2 separate regions of the Homo sapiens genome follow, and region 2 is linked to region 1. Evidence: chromatin loops called from intact Hi-C (ENCODE). Cell type or tissue: K562. All regions are shown on one strand. Each heading gives the region's core, and the rest is flanking DNA. Links, peaks and the distances in the headings are about the cores only. Region 1 has its middle 10 kb from the start of C20orf202. Region 2 has its middle 7.6 kb from the start of FKBP1A-SDCBP2.

Region 1 (8,553 bases), core at 3,511-6,010:
GTTTTGGTGTGCATGTCCTTTCTGTTTGTTAGTTTTCCTTCTAACAGTCAGGACCCTCAGCTGCAGGTCTGTTGGAGTTTGCTGGAGGTCCACTCCAGACCCTGTTTGCCTGGGTATCACCAGCGGAGGCTGCAGAACAGCAAATGTTGCTGCCTAATCCTTCCTCTGGAAGCTTCAGCTCAGAGGGGCACCCGGTCTTACGAGGTGTCAGTTGCCCCCATACTGGGGGGGTGCCTCCCAGTTAGGTTACTGGGCGGTCAGGGACTCACTTGAGGAGGCAGTCTGTCCGTTCTCAGATCTCAAACTCCGTGCTGGGAGAACCACTATTCTCTTTAAAGTTGTCAGACAAGGATGTTTAAGTCTGCAGAAGTTTCTGCTGCCTTTTGTTCAGCTGTGCCCTGCCCCTAGAGGTGGAGTCTACAGAGGCAGGCAGGCCTCCTTGAGCTGCAGTGGGCTCCACTCAGTTCAAGCTTCCTGGCCGCTTTGTTTACCTACTCAAGCCTCAGCAATGGCAGACGCCCCTCCCCCAGCCTCGCTGCCACCTTGCAGTTTGATCTCAGACTGTTGTGCTAGCAGTGAGCGAGGCTCCATGGGTGTGGGACCCTCAGAGCCAGCCGCGGGATATAATCTCCCAGTGTGCAGTTTGCTAAGGCCGTTGGAAAGGCGCAGTATTAGGGTGGGAGTGTCCCAATTTTCCAGGTGCTGTCTGTCACGGCTTCCTTTTGCTAGGAAAGGGAATTCTCCAACCCCTTGTGCTTCCCGAGTGAGGCAATGCCCCGCCCTGCTCCGTGGGCTGCACCCACTTGTCTGGCAAGCCCCAGTGAGATGAACCCAGTACCTCAGTTGGAAATGCAGAAGTCACCCATCTTCTGCATCGCTCACGCTGGGAGCTGCAGACTGGAGCTGTTCCTATTCAGCCATCTTGGCGCCACCATATTAGAAGGGTGAATCTTCTGAGTGATTGACAAGGTGAAGGAAGTCACGTGATTACAGGATAGGGGGCTCTGCCCTTCCCTTTTAGGTAGTCAAAGCAGAGAGAGAAGGCAGCATAAGTCAGCGTTTTCTTCTCTGCACTTATAAGAAAGATCAAAGACTTTAAGACTTTTACTATTTATTCTACTGCTATCTACTATGAACTTCAAAGAGGAACCAGGAGTGTGGGAGAAGCATGAAAGTGGACAAGGAGCGTGGCCATTGAAGCACAGCACCACAGGGAGGGGTTTAGGCCTCCGGATGACTGCGGGCCCGCCTGGATAATATCCAGCCTTCCACAAGAAGCAGGTGAAGCAGAGTGTTCCCTGACTCCTCCAAGGAAAGGAGACTCCCTTTCGCGGTCTGCTAAGTAACGGGTGCCTTCCCAGACACTGGCGTTACCGCTTGACCAAGGAGCCCTCAAGCGGCCCTTATGCGGGCATGACAGAAGGCTCACCTCTTGCCTTCTAGGTCACTTCTTACAATGTCCCTTCAGCACCTGACCCTATACCCACTGGTTATTCCTAGGTTATATTAGTAATGCAGCAAAGAGTAATATTAAAAGCTAATGATTAATAATGTTTATAATAATGATTGGTAATTGTTCATGATCATCTCTATGTCTAATTTGTATTATGACTATTCTTATTCTGACTATTTTCTTTATTATACTGAAATAGTTTGTGCCTTCAGTCTCTTGCCTCGGCACCTAGGTAATCCTCCGCCCACAACCAGCGGGTTTCCCTTTTAAAGCCTTTTAAGCCTTCCTGTTGTTCTTAGAATAACACTGAAACTTCCTCCTAACAACTACAGGGCCCTACATGGTCTCCCCCTTACTTGTAATTCTGGCTTCATTTCACGTGGGTGGATTTACCTTAACAATTAGGAATCTTCAGTTTCAGGACCCTCACTTGCAAGGCCTCCTCCAAAGCCCTGGGAGAAGCACAGCAGTATTTTCCTATGGGTGTGTGTTTTTGTTAAGTTTTCGAAAATAAGATATTTTACCGTAATCTTTGAAGATGGATGTCTCTTTCCACTTTAACTCTCTGTCTGTCACTGTGTGGGTGGCAATGGAGTAGCTGAGGGGTGTGGCTGACGCAGAGCTGAGTTACATGTACATTTAATACAGGTTCAGAGGGATCAATTTATGTGGTTGACAGTCACTTCGATCTATAGTCAAGTCATTGCTATCTATCTTAGTTAGGAATGGCTTCCAGGAACACATCTACGCCCACCATGCTGACTCATCCTGCACTGTGACATGAAGGTACAGGGCCATAAATCGTTTTAATGCATAGCGTCAGGAGTACATATATATTGGATAAGAAACAAAATTTGAAACATACAGAGTCAGAAACTAGTCTATCGAGAATTCTTCCAATCATCAGACATATTAAACTATAAGCAGAGGATTTAATTCTCATCAAAGCCCAGTTAAAGCAGAAGTTCTTTCCTGTCTATCTGTCTACCTGAAATCTATCTGACAACACAACATGTGCAATTATAAATGCACTGCACATTTTTTCTTCATTTCTAATAGGAATTGCGCAAACTAGAAGATATCAGAGTCTGGTGTTCATAGAGCACAAACATGCAGCAGTGCTGTAAACAGCTAGTACATCCATGTGTGAAGCTGCATGTTTATGATCTCATTGTATTGGCTCATGTCTTCTTTGGCCATCTCTGCCTTCCCGATGTCAGGTGTTTACAGATGAACTAGCCTGCAGATCATAACAAAAGTAGTGATTCATTAAGAGAAATAGATACATTTCAAACCAAAGTGTCAGGGAAACAGGAGCATAGGAGAGCCAGGGTTACACCATTTTAAAATTGACTCCATCGTGAAACAAGCAAGACCCATTCCTTGCCAGTCATGACCCATGTTCATAAGACGTTTACAGTTGAGAAAACAACTTAAAGATACCTGCAAGGACGCACTCCTACAACAACGGAAAGTCCAGATGTTCCAGTATCCATAACAATATGTGCTTTCAAGATAATTATAGTTGTCTTGATGGACATTTTTGATTGTAGTCATTTTGTTGGATGTATACATTAAAATGCCAAGGATAACTTTCCTTAAATCAAAAAGTGCTAAATTTTGTCATGCTGTTAGTCCACCAGCATGTAGACAAATCTTAGCCTTTACATAGATAAGTCCCCTCTGTAAGAAAAACTTAGAGATGAGGTATTTCTCCTCTTGCTTTCTGAGGATGCCCTGCTCGGTAACCGAGTAGCTTTCACTAAAACTACTTCTTCTCAGTGCCCTCTGCGACTCTCCTTGAATTCCTTCCCGTGTGAGATCCAAGAACCCTCTCTTGGGGTCTGGATCAAGACCCCCTTTTCTGGCAACAAAAGTAATTAATAGACTTAGATTGTTTGATAATCTAAGTAATTAAAAGGAGTGAATCATATAAATACATTGGGAAAGTTTTAATTTCTCAATTATTTAACATGAAACACTGACATACAGGAAGAAAATGTAAAACTCCTAATACACCCCTACAATAGGGACAGCAACAATAAATTGGCTAATGTACCATCCACTCAAATACCATTTAAAATTAGTCACTTTACAAGAAGGCTTACAGCTTATATATAAGAGGAACATAGAGGCTTCCCCAAAATTGACAATAATCCTAAAAATATACATGGCATTTTTACAATGTTTAAATTGTTTAAAGTACCCACACAAAAAAAATTAATCTTGTAGAGGAGAGACTGAATTATTTCCACAGTCTCTTTGAAGAAAATAAAATAATAAAATTGTTATCATGACTAGATGATCAAAGAAGTTACAGAAAAAAATGTAGAGAAAAATTATTATAGAGCCATATCATGCAGTTAATATTGTGCTACTTTTCTAGATTTTATGTTTTGTGATTTTTGCCAGCTAAAGTTTATTTCATCTCTCATTATAAAAGAAAAAACTCTTTCTAGCCTAATTCTGTATTTCTGACTTTGCATTCTTTCTCTTAGGGTATATGATTGATACCCTAAATCGTATAAACTTCAGGCCCCACAAATCTGGACTTGCTCCATCCTGTTCCCCTGGCTTCCTGGGTTCCAGCCATATTAGATACCCTCTGTGCCCATTGCTTGGGAAAGTGCTGCACACAGGAGTGCCAGAAACATATTGTAAATGAATGAATGAATGACTCAAAAACTGGAATGCTGGACTATTAACTACACAAAAACATAAATTTTGTCTGTTTTATTTGTTGCGACATTCCCACATCCAGAACAGTGCCTGACACACAGCAGGTGCACATTAAGTATTTTTTAAAATGAATCCAAGCCTGGTCAACTGCAGACAATGTTTCTTTCCATTCTCTCCAGTTATTCCCAGTTTGTTACAAAGCACTTTCCAACATCCTCTCCACAGCTCTGAGAGGTGTCATTTTTACTTTAGAGTTAAGGATAAGTGAAGGATCAGAGAAGGAGGCCCCAGATCACTCTGTCAACGGCAGAGCTAAAGTTCAAACGCAGATCTCTGGAGCCAGAAAGCCTCTGGGGCCATGGCCCTCCCAGTAAGATGCGCCACAACGGGAAAGCTGATGGTGAGTGAGCCAGTCCTGCAACCCGGAACGGGCTGATTCACGGAAGGATTGCTCTGTATGGACACTAGGTGGCGGCCACACACAGCGTAATTACCGTAGTCTTCGATGGCGCGCGTACGAAATCTAAACAAGTTTGTCAGAAGCCCAACTTTGAACCCTCAGTTTCATCTGTTTGCAACTGTCCTGCTTTTGCTTCCTTGGGTCACAGTTTTCTCCGCTGTCGAATGGAAATATTAACACGTACTCACTGGTCAGGTCTGTTACAATGCCTGTGCATTGTAGGTGTTCAACAAACATAAGTTCTTCTTCTGACAGCGACCAAGGTAATCTGCAGCTATGTGAGATTCTTCTTAGCCCTGCACATTGGCCAGAGAATGCTTTCCAGAAGGAATGAGAGGGAAATTCCCTCTCCGCATCCTAATCCTTATATGTTACCTTATATGGAAAGAAAGGCAGGTGAAAGTCTTTAGAGATGTGATTAAGTTAAGAATCTTGACATGCGGAGATTATCCTGGGTTATCCAGGTGGGCCCTAAATGCAATCATGTGATTCCTTATAAGAGGTAGACAGAGGGAGATTTAACACTCACAGAGCAAAAGGCTATGAGAAGACAGAGACAGAAACTGAAGTTATGCAGCCTAAGTCAAGGACTGCCAGCAGCCACGAGAAACTGGAAGAGGCAAGGAAGGAATTCTCTCTTAGAGTCAGCAGGGAGTACAGTCTGGCCAACACCTTGATTTTGATCCAGTGAAACTGACCTCAGCCCAGTGAAATAGGAGCTGTCCCCATGACCTGGGGAGGGTTTGGGCAAAACAAAGCAGGGTGGCAGAGACAGGAGAGAACTGGGCCTCAAGATATGCTGGGAGCAGGGATGGGTGTGCATTACTGGGATCACCAGATTCTGTGTCTGCCTACTTACTGGAGAGATAACAGAGGTGTTGTCCTAGAGTTGCCTTCACACACATTAGAGACTGTCTTGCCCCAGACCCTGCCAGAAGGAGGGAGCAGGGATCCTATGAGCCTGACATCACTGCTTCCTCTCTTCATGGCACCACTCCCCCACTGTGGCTGATCAGAAGAGCAACATCATATAATAGTAAGAGCCCTGCTTAGACAGAAGACAGGCCTGAGATTCAATGCCACTGCTGCCATTTACTCATTGTGCTTTTTTGGGGGGCAACTTAGCTCCACTAAACTTCAGTTCCTTCATCCATAAAGTGGAGATTTAATATCACCCTTGCAGAGATGTTGAGTGTGTTCAGTGCACTAAGATCTTTACAGCGCCGTGTGTGGTGCTGGTATTTAGGGCAGATGATTACTAATGATAATGAATAGTTTACATGACACATAGTTGTTGTTAGATGACAAGCACGGTTGTGTTTTCCATGGATTTACTCATTTATTCCTCACAAAAACCCCAGGAGATAGGCAATACTATTATCCCCATTCTACGGATGATAAAATCAAGGCATAGAGAGTTTAATGACTTGCCCAAGGGCACACAATCAGTATATTGTAGAGCTGGGATTTGGACACAGGCAGTGAGGCTCCAGGCTGTACTTACGATCACTAAACTATCCTGACTTTAAAAATGGTAGCTGTTGGCCAGGCGCAGTGGCTCAGGCCTGTAATCCCAGCACTTTGGGAGGCCAAGGCAGGCAGATCACCTGCGGTCGGGAATTCGAAACCAGTCTGACCAACATGGAGAAACCCCGTCTCTACTAAAAATACAAAATCAGCTGGGTGTGGTGGCGCACGCCTGTAATCCCAGCTACCTGGGAGGCAGAGGCAGGAGAATCGCTTAAACACGGGAGGTGGAGGTTGCGGTGAGCTGAGATCATGCCATTGCACACCAGCCTGGGCAACAACAGCGAAACTCCATCTCAAAAAAAAAAAGGTAGCTGTCCATTGCGGCACTATTTACAATAGCAAAGACATGGAACCAACCCAAATGCACATCAATGGAACCAACCCAAATGCACAATAAAGAAAATGTGGTACATATATACAGTGGAGTGCTATGCAACCATAAAATCGAATGAGATCATGTTCTTTGCAGGGACATGGATGAAGCTAGAAGCCATCATCCTCAGCAAACTAACACAGGAACAGAAAACCAAACACTGCATGTTCTCATTCATAACTGGGAGTTGAACAATGAGAACACATGGACACAGGGGAGGGGAACAACATATACCAGAGCCAGTCAGGGGTGGGGGGCAAGGGGAGGGAGAGTATTAGGACAAATAACTAATGCACGCAGGGCTTAAAACCGAGATGACGGGTTGATAGGTGCAGTACACCACCATGGCACATGTATACCTATGTAACAAACCTACATGTTCTGTACTTGTATCCCAGAACTTAAAGTAAAATAAAATAAAATGGTAGCTGTCATTATTAATAATAATTGCTAAGATTTACTGAGCACTGCTTATGTTCCAGGAACATGTTGACTCATTGCATTTGCTCAATAGTCCTATGAGGTAATTTCTGTTATTATCCCCACTTTATAGAAGAACAAACTGAAGCACAGAAAAGTTATGCTATATGCCCAAGGTTAGAGAGCTGATAAGATGCAGATCTGGTATTCAAACCTAGGCAGCCTGATGTCAAAGTCCTCCCTTTTAATTACCTATGTATGATGATCATGATGAGGATGATGATAATGAAGAGGAAAAGGAGAAAGAGGGAGAAGAGACGGAAGAAGAAGGAGGAAGAAGTGGAAGACAAAAATAAACCTCCTTTATACCAATAACCTATGATATGTCCAGGTGTCAAAAGTTAAGCTGACCAATCAGATTCCCTCTCTATAAACTGCGACTTAAAGAAATAGCAGGAGAGTAAAATCTTTAGCAGTGGGAGTGGACCTGAAAAGATGCAGAAAGACTGGAAAGTAAAGCCCAACCCTTGACACAGTGCTGTGAGGAAGCCCAGCCACCTGGAGGGTCATGTATAGGCATTCCATCTTACAGCCTCAGCTGAGGCCAGCATCACCTGCCAGAGGGCAACAAATAAGCCTTTGAGATAAATCGAGCTGCAGCCACCACCTGACTGCAATCATTGGAGAGACCCAAAGCCAAGAACCGCTCAGCTGAGCCCAGAACTATGGGAAACATAATTTACAACAATAATAAATGGCTGTTGCAATAATAAAGGGATTGCTGTGTTTAAGTTTGGAGGCAGTTTGTTACACATCAATATACACCACAACACATGGGCTCTGTAAGGTGTCACAGCTGACCCAGGACTGGAAGCTGGCTCTCATGTAAAGGTGTGAGAGATTAGATCATTTCTAATCAGTCACAGTGTAAGTAAGCCCTGCCTTGCCTGCCCTGACTCACTCTAGGTTTCACATCTTGAACTGTTCTTGCTCCTAAATTTTTAGCTTCTGACCTCATGAATCCTTTTTCCATCTCTGTCCCCTCCTCTCTTCATCCTGGATGCTAGGCTTAGGTGTGCAGTCCTGTTTTTGCTGCCTTAGCAGAGAAAACCCTGGGTTTTCCTGAGACCATGATCCACATGCTCCCTCTGGTGCTCACTGTCCTGCATGGCCATGATTTCCCACCCAGACCTCTAGGACCAACGCTGAAGATGTAATTTCCATCCCAACTCCTTGTCCAGCATCTGGGCTCAGCTTTGGCTTTCTCTGACCTAGGATCAGGAAGTGAACGTTGGTTCCAAATGTAGGGTCTTGGAGAACAACAAATATCCCACCAGAAGGGCAGGTTCTGGAGCTCTAGGTCTATCTTCCCAGATTGGAGATGGAGGGGTTGGCAGGGGTTTTTGGTCTTTGGGCCCAAATGTGGAAATCAGGGAGAGGCAGAGGGTGCTAGTGATTAGCATCGGGCATGGGAGAGCAATGTCATTTCTACTTTGCATGGCCAGGCAGATGTCTCTCAAGATAATAGTGGCTAATCAGCTTGTCCATTTGTAATAGTCATAGTTTCACAAATCAGAACATAATCATGCAGCAATAATAAGGTGCCATTCATTAGCCTTTCCAGTGTAACCAAGAATG
Region 2 (8,553 bases), core at 5,706-8,205, 190 kb before region 1:
GGTTTAGAAATCATGAATGGGCACGGTGGCTCACTCCTGTGATCCCAGCACTTTGGGAGGCGGAGATGGGAGGATCACCCGAGGTCAGGAGCTCCAGACCAGCCTGACCAACATGGAGAAACCCCGTCTCTACTGGGAATACAAAATTAGCCGGGCATGGTGGCACATGCCTGTGGTCCCAGCTACTCAGAGGCTGAGGTGGGAGAATCGCTTGAAACTGGGAGGCGGAGGTTGCAGTGAGCCAAGATCGCACCATTGCACTCTAGCCTGGGCAACAAGAATGAAACTCCATCTCAAAAAAAAAAAAAAAAAAAAGAAATCATGAGGGTAGGGCCCTCATGATGGGATTAGAGAAAAGAGACAGCAAAGAGCGTGCACTCTCCCTCTCGTTTTTCTCTAGCTCTTCCCATTCTTTATCTCTCACATGTGAGGATACAGCAAGAAGACAGCTGTCTGTAAGCCAGGAAGAGAACCCTCAGCAGAACCCAACCATAGTGGCACTCTGTCTGGCCCCAGTAGCTCTGCTGTTTGCTCTGTACTGTGGAGCCAGTTATAGTTGGAATGTTTGTGTCCCACTCCCCAAATTCATATGTTGAAATTTCTAACCCACAAGGTGATGGTATTAAGAGATAGAGACTTTGGGAGGTAATTAGGTCATGAGGGTAGAGTCCTGATGAATAGGATGAGCTCTTTTTTTTTTTTGAGACGGAGTTTCGCCCTTGTTGCCCAGGCTGGAGTGCAATGGTGCGATCTTGGCTCTCCATAACCTCCGCCTCGTGGGTTCAAGCGATTCTCCTGCCTCAGCCTCCCAAGTAGCTGGGATCACGGGCATGCGCCACCACCTCGGCTAATTTTGTATTTTTAGTAGACTGAGTTTCTCCATGTTGGTCAGGCTGGTCTTGAATTCCCAACCTCAGGTGATCTGCCCACCTCAGCCTCCCAAAGTGCTGGGATTACAGGCGTGAGCCACTGCGCCCAGCAGGATTAGTTCTTTTATAAAAAGAAGCCCAAGAGAGACCTCTCACTCCTTTCATATGTGGGGATGCAGCAAGAAGGCACCATCTATGAGCCAGAAAGCTTGCTCTCACCAGACATGAAATCTGCCTTGATCTTGGACTTCCCAGCCTCCAGAACTCTGAGAAGTAAATTTCTGTTGTTTATGAATCACCCAAGGTATGGTATTTTGTTACAGCAGCCAGAATGGACTAAGACATGTCCATTCCTAAATCAGTCACTGTATTTAAGGGCTTGAGTCACATGACCACTCCTGGAGCTGAGTGTTGCATTAGTTCCACTTGAACATCATGGCCAAGAGTGGAGAAGGAGTGCTTCCCCAAATGAAAACCAAAGTGCTATTACCGGAAAAGACAAATGTCACCAAATGTCCACCATAGAATTTATAAGAGTTTTGGCTACAGTTTCACCCAAGCCTTATGTTTTGTGCAGTACTAGACAGTCCCAGCCACACCCTGATGATACTGACACAGCAAGGCATCTCCCCTCCCCCTCCTGCTGCCCATCAAATTTAGGACCTTCAGAGTTGGCCTCATGTACTCACTTCCACCCACAAGCACAAGAGCTGGTCTAATCCCCATTCCCGCAGGCCTTTTCACTCAATACACAGACTATCCAAAGGTGAAAGCTTCTACTCCTGGAGGTAGTGGCTTCCCTGTCAGTGGAGATATTCAAGCAGAACCTGGGCAGCCCATTGGAAGCTTCTTTGAGGAGAAGATATGGGCATTTAAGTGGAGACCATGTCTCTGATTCCTGGAGCCTCCTAAGACTGTGATAAGGCTCAAATGTATCAACTCCATCTACTGATGAATGTCTGAAATTTCACCATTAGAGACTGTCCCTTAACCAGAATTCTTAAACCCTTTAAGGTATAAAATATACAGTCAAGATACTGTCAGACATTTATACATTTGATACTTCAAATCCAGAAGGTTTTCTCCATTGAGTAAAAGAAGAGAGCCATAGGAGCTCAAAGGGAGAAGAAGGTGGTTGGGAGTTTTGGCAGTTCCACCTTGGGGACCTCAGACCCCATCCATCTCAGCTATGTTTCCAAACTTCAGATTTGCAGAGGCCCTTTCAGAATGCACATTCTGCTTTTGAGGCTGTAGGTGTTTTAGCTTAGAGACACACCTTTGCTGTTGCTCAAACTCTTGGTCTCAAGCAATCTGCCTGCCTCATCCTCCCAAAGTGCAGGGATTACAGGTGTGAACCACCACACTCAGCCAAGATGGAAAGTTGAAGCAAATAAAATAGAACATATAAGGAAGAATAAAGTGGAAATGTTAGAACTAAAAAATAAAATGAGAACAACAAGAACAAATTCCCGGATGGGCTTGTAACCTGCATGGACCTTGGGGAGCTGAACAAAGGGGGCAAACATGGGAATAAAAGACGAAGACAAGAGAGCATATTTGAAAGAAGGGGTCAGGGGGCTCCTTGCTTCTAGTGAACAAGGGCCCTGAGCTTTAGAGCCCTTCGCATTTATTAGGCAAAAGAGATAGTGAGAAGAGGTGATGGTGATTGTTGGTCAGCAGTTTGATTTACAGCAGGCTTGCAAGACTGCATTCTTCAAACGATAGGCTCTGGATGTCCCAGTAGACAACCTCAATGAGCATGGCGCCAGGGAGTGATTGCTCTTGGCAAACCTCCTGGCAGCAGGCGCAGTCGTGGGTTTGCCCACATCCTGCATTCATGATAAACAGTTTGCTGTTTGATCACATAGCCTCCAGTGGAATGCTGAGTTGGTCATGATCCCTTTGGCCTTTTCAGCTCCCAACATTCCCCCATTCTGTTTATGAATTAATTGAAAGAACGTAAGGCCAGGCTGGGCAGCTCTCATTTTCCAATTGGCAGTCCAACGGATTTCACAGACGATGAACAGAAGACAGAGACAAAACAACATTATTCCAAGAACTACATATAAGATGTTAATGTGGGGCCTTAGATAGGTCCAAGGGTTGAGGCTCTCCAGGCCTTGCTGGAATTCGGTCCAGTCTTCTAAAGAAGGCTGAAACTCTTGAGTTTGCCTATGTAAATCAAGAATTTTGTTTTATAATTCACCAATATCAAAGGTGATGTTGGATGTGAAAGCTCCCTGCAAATGAGCTTTCACAAGGTCCCACGGATACTCACTTTGGTTATAATCTAAGTTGGCTACACAAATATGAGTGTGATTAAAATGACAGCACAATTGCTGTTGCAATTGTAACCTTTGCACTTGTTCCCCTAACCATGGGGATTTCAACACTGTCACTTCAGTTTGTAACTCAGTGTTAATTTTATTCTGAAGTAGCCACACTTGGTTGGCTGTACTTGGTTGGCTGTGTCCAGTTCTCTGTGTACTGAGCCATTTGAGCAGAATTATGCAAAGCTACAGAGGACATCACAACAGAAGTTATCAGTGTGACTAAGGAAACAATAGTAAAAATGATCATGCCTAAGGCTCTACGGACACAGTGAGTAAGCTGAGTTAGAAGATGTTTCACAAAGCGTAAAGCAGGGGTGGCAGCCCAAGGCTTGGATGGATGAACAGGAATCCACAGTCCAGGGATGCGACCCAGAATGATCAAAGTAGAGGTATTCTGTGTTTGCAATGTGCTGTGATTAATGCAGTGATATAACTGACAAGATTTACAGGTCAATTGGGTGTTGTTTACCTGGAGCTGGTGCTTTTTAGCTGCCAGAAAGACATAAGGATTAAAAACACAAACCGTGCTGGGCGCAGTGGCTCACACCTGTAATCCAAGCACTTTGGGAGGCCGAGGCGGGCAGATCATGAGGTCAGGAGATTGAGACCATCCTGGCCAACATGGTGAAACCCCATCCCTACTGAAAATACAAAGAATTAGCCAGGCATGGTGGCAGGTGCCTGTAGTCCCAGCTACTCGGGAGGCTGAGGCAGGAGAATGGTGTCAACCCGGGAGGCAGAGTTTGCGGTGAGCCAAGATTGCACCACTGCACTGCAGCCTGGGTGACAGAGAAAGGCTCCACCTCAAAAAAAACAAAACAAAACAAAACAAAAAACCAAAAAAAAAAAAACCCACAAACCATAAATTGAGTGGTGATATTCTTTACAAATGTAACATTAAGACTGTGTCGTGACCCCGGTCGGCCTTCTCCGCATCTTCGCACTCAAGCTCAGCTGGCTCATGGCCTATACTGGAGGGGCCAGGCCCATGGCTGGCCACCCTGGGTTCCTCCAGTCTCCTGTTCCATGGTCACACACACCTTGAGGGCAACCACACAGTTTGTCCATCTCCTGTAAAAACACAAGCATACCCTCTTCCCCATGTCAGTAAAGCCACCAGACCTTTCCATTGTCCTTCTTCTGGGGATTTCCATAACACTTTTGGATACACTTTCCTCTTTTCCTCTAACACTTGCCAATGTCTTTCTGCTGGAGTCTTACCATCCATACCAGGAATCAAAAAATTTAAAGTAAATAAAGCTAAATGTAATTTTGTTTGAGGTGGTAACTGGTCTCCTAATCCCCCTTTTTGTTTATTCAACATACATTGTAATGTTTGATGTACCCGCTCTATAATGCCTTGTCCTCAAGGGATGTAAGGAATTCCTGTTTTATGGGTTATAGCCCAAAGCTGTAAGAAATTTTGAAAAGCATGACTAGTATAAGCGGGTCCATTGTCAGTTTTTAATTGTTTAGGAATCCCCATATGAGCAAATGATGACAGACAATGTGGCCGTACATGACCAGCTGTCTCACCTGTTTGGCATGTAGCAGGCAGCATATGAGAATAAGTGAAACAAATTAAGCAGTTCGGGGTCTAGAGTACTTTTAATTGTAGCAGTTTCTATGCGACTGGTTACATTCACAACATAGGCTGAATCACAGACAATGTTGATAGGATCTGCAGCTGTGAGCTGTAAAACCTGAATGACTGCAATCAACTCTGAGTGTTGAGCTGAAACCCCAGAGGTCATTATTGTTTGAGTATGTTTAGGTCCATAAATAGCTGCATGACCTTTGGAAGAGCCATCAGTAAAATAAGTCTGGCCACCTGGAATAAGCTTGTGATGAGTAATCACAGGAAGAATGAAAGAATGGACTTTATAAAACTGCAAAATTTTGTCTGAGGGATAATGAAATCAAAGGTTTCTGTAGCTGTAGCTGGGAGGCATGCCATTGCCGAACTCAACTTCTGCCTCTGGTTAATTGCCGCGGGGAATCTAAAGAAGAATCTCCCTGCGGGGTTTAACCTGCCTTTCCAGTTACTGATATCGGGTTAGGGTTTCCTTGTAGGGATTTCCCTAAACCTTTCCCACTCTGATATCCCATGTCCTTCAACATTTTAAATCCTGGGTTATCAAAGTTTTCATATGTAAGTCTCATATCCCATGCTGTAAATCTCGATAAACTGATATGGCTATCAATTTATAGCCATAAATTGATAGCTATATTTTCAACATAAGGCTGAAAAGTACATGATTGTCCATCCAGACCAAGACAAGATAAAAATCTCAGCACTCTGTTGAACACTTTTAGCTGCTCCTACTCCCACTAGGGATGTGGCAGTTATTCTGAGAGGCCATGCTGGGGGCCAGTCCTTACTGGATATTACTGACACATCAGCTCTTGTGTCCATAAGCCCATAAAATTTCTTTCCTTTAATTTGTACTACACAGGTGGGCCTACTAGAGGCTATAGATTGTGATAAATAGATTTCTCGTGTAGTTGTGCTCCCAAACCCTTTATTTCCTTGTTTCTCCTTTAGTGGAGAAGGGTATAATTTGCAGGGAATAAGCAATAATTGTGCTATATATTCTCCCAGTTCAAAAACCCAAAGATCTTGTGACATTAAAACTACTTGAATTTCTCCTTCATAATCAGAGTCAACAACTCCTGGGACTACAGTAATGCTTTGCAAGTTAAGGTGGCTTTTGCCTAAAATTAGTCCCCTGTATCCTGCTGGTAAAGGTCCCCAGATGCCAGTGGGAATTTTGATAGGTTTGTCTCCACCAACTAACATTACCTGTTCTCTGACTGGGAGATCTAATCCTGCACTTCTGGGTGTTCCTGGAATGAGGGAATCAATGTTTCTCCTGGGACCCGCCCCTGAAATGGGGTTGTGGTCTGAACTGGGAATGCCCTCATTGTTTGAGGGACCCAGGTCCAGGCCCCCTTCTCGTTTCCCGACAGTGGGGGATGCCATTCTGATGAAATCTTGAGCGGCACTGATTACCCCAGTGATTTCCTTTGTTACAGCGAGGAGAGTCCTGGCATGTTTTCCACTATGGAGGGAGGGGTACTGCATTATAAGATCCTTTCTGTCCTGAGATCTGGCAGCATTCCTTTTTAAAATGTCCAGTTTTTCCACAATTATAACATTTTCCTACTTTAGGGCTTAATCCTTGGCTCCTTTTAGATTTGTCAACTGCTAGATTAGCCATTGCTTGCGCTAACATTGAAGACCCATGAAGCTCAGTTCCTACATCCTGACAAGCTCTGAGAAAAGTTTTTTGTACACCTCACAGGTGCCAGTGCACGTTTACAATCTGCGTTTGCATTCTCAAAAGCTAAAGTTAAGGTTAGCATTTCCGTGGCAGTGGCAAGAGGAATTTGATGCTTCACTGCCTCTTGTAATCTTGCAAGAAACTGCGCGTAGGGTTCCTGTGACCCTTGCATGATATGTAAAAAGGACAGTACTGGGACTCCCTCTTCAGGAATTGTGGCCCAGGTGTGTTTAGCAGCCTGTGCACACTGCTGATAAGCAGCGTCTGGGAGTGCCATTTGACGTTCCAGGTCTGAATAAGGGCCATTACCCAATAGCATATCCTCTGTAATGTCTCCATGTCCAGCAATATGGTTCTGTCTAGCCTGGTCTGCACACAGTTCTTGCCAATTTAAATACCACGTCAGATATGCACTAGCAGACAAGCAAGTTTGAGCCAAGTGTTTTACATCAAAGGGTAGAAGACACATAGCACCAAATGCAGATTCTACCAATCCTAAAGTGAATGGGCTCTGTACCCCATTATTAGCTACACTCGTTACACTTACAGAAATAGGAAAAGTACAAGGTCCTAAGGGCTCCCCTTAGCTATGGCAGCAGAGCATAAAATTCTTTGTATTGGGGTCACTATTTCTGCTACCAAAGGAGGCGGTACAGATGTTTCTGCAACTGGAGGGGGCGGTGTAGGCCAATTTTTATCCTCCCTCTCCATTTTTTATTTTCAATTGGAGCTGTGGGTGGGACAACAGATTCTTTCAGATTTTTTAGACTCAGCCTGCTGTCCAGCAGAATAATAAGGAGATAGCAGAAGAACAGTACGAACTAGACTCCAAGTGGAGAAAACAGAAGAATCAACTTTAGGACCTTTTTGATGAGCCTGTTTTAATCCTTCTCCTGGTCTATCCCAATTTTCCACATCAAGAGTGCCTGCCTGTGGAAACCATGGGTTATGCGTAATAACCTTTTGTGGCTTCTGCAGGAGGTTAGTTAGTGCCTGCGAATTAACCTGAGCTCCAGACTGTCTCAACAGAACTTTAAGCAACTGCACATGATGTTTTTCTTCAATAGACAAATTCTGCTTCATGTTACCCTGATTCAGAAAACTTCCCATTCCAAGTACTTCTTTAGAGCACTGACCTTATATCGTTCCCAGTACCTCTTTAGGGCACTGACCTTCTATCTGCTGCCAGCAGACTCATCCTGGGGTCCCCGTTCATCTTGTCAATTTCAATTCCTCTGCTCCAGCAGAGCTTCTTCATTCACGTCTTCAAAGTCCCTGTGTTCAGATGCCACGTGTCCGACATCCTTGGAGTCCCTGTTCTGGGTCGCCACTTGTCACCTGCACAGACCTTGGGGGACTGAACAAAGGGGGCAAACATGGGAATAAAAGACAAAGACAAGAGAGCATATTTGAAAGAAGGGGTCAGGGGGCTCCTTGCTTCTGGTAAACAGGGGGCCTGAGCTTTAGAGCCCTTCACATTTATTAGGCAAAAGAGATAGCAAGAAGTGGGGGGTGATTGTCGGTTAGCAGTTTGATTTACAGCAGGCTTGCAAGACTGCAGTCTTTGAACAATAGGATCTAGATGTCCCAGTAGATAATCTCAATGAGCATGGCGCCAGGGCCCTCAGCAAACCTCCTGGCGGCAGGCGCAGTTGTGAGTTTGCCCACATCCTGCATTCATGATAAACAGTTTGCTGTTTGATCATATATCCTTCAGTGGAATGCTGAGTTGGTCACAATCCCTTTGGCCTTTTCAGCTCCCAACAGATGGGTACAATAGCAGAATGGAGATTGCAGGGAAACATGCCAGTGATCTCAAAGATAGAAAAATAGAAATTATCCAATCTGAACAACAGAGAAAAAGGACTGGGGGGAGCTGAACAGAACTTCAGGCACCTGTGAGACAATTCCAAAATATCTAATGTTCGTGTTACCAGGATCTGAGAAGAACAGGAGAAACAGAATGGAGCAGAAGAAAATATCTGAAGAAATAATGGCTGAAAACTTCCCAAATGTGGTGAAAGGCATACACCTATAGACTCAGGAAGCTGAGTAAACCACAAACAG

The links. Hi-C counts contacts between places; a loop is a spot of excess contacts. Peaks named below come from ENCODE experiments on the same cell type or tissue, not always from the same donor. Only the 100,000 strongest peaks of a DNase experiment are listed, where the experiment ranks them.
Region 2: it touches region 1 in a loop (3.0-fold over the local background); 11 of 110 quality-filtered maps call a loop at or near these places.

Annotation. Positions count from the first base shown.
Region 1 is chr20:1,209,155-1,217,707 of GRCh38, reverse strand. No RefSeq gene overlaps it. Among named protein-coding and RNA genes, the nearest start is that of C20orf202, 10 kb to the right of the region's middle. In K562, for the core only: a CTCF peak has its summit at 4,584 (motif pointing right); DNase peaks (open chromatin) are centred at 4,557 and 5,427.
Region 2 is chr20:1,396,501-1,405,053 of GRCh38, reverse strand. No RefSeq gene overlaps it. Among named protein-coding and RNA genes, the nearest start is that of FKBP1A-SDCBP2, 7.6 kb to the right of the region's middle. In K562, for the core only: CTCF peaks have their summits at 6,681 and 7,161; no DNase peak of the experiment used is centred there.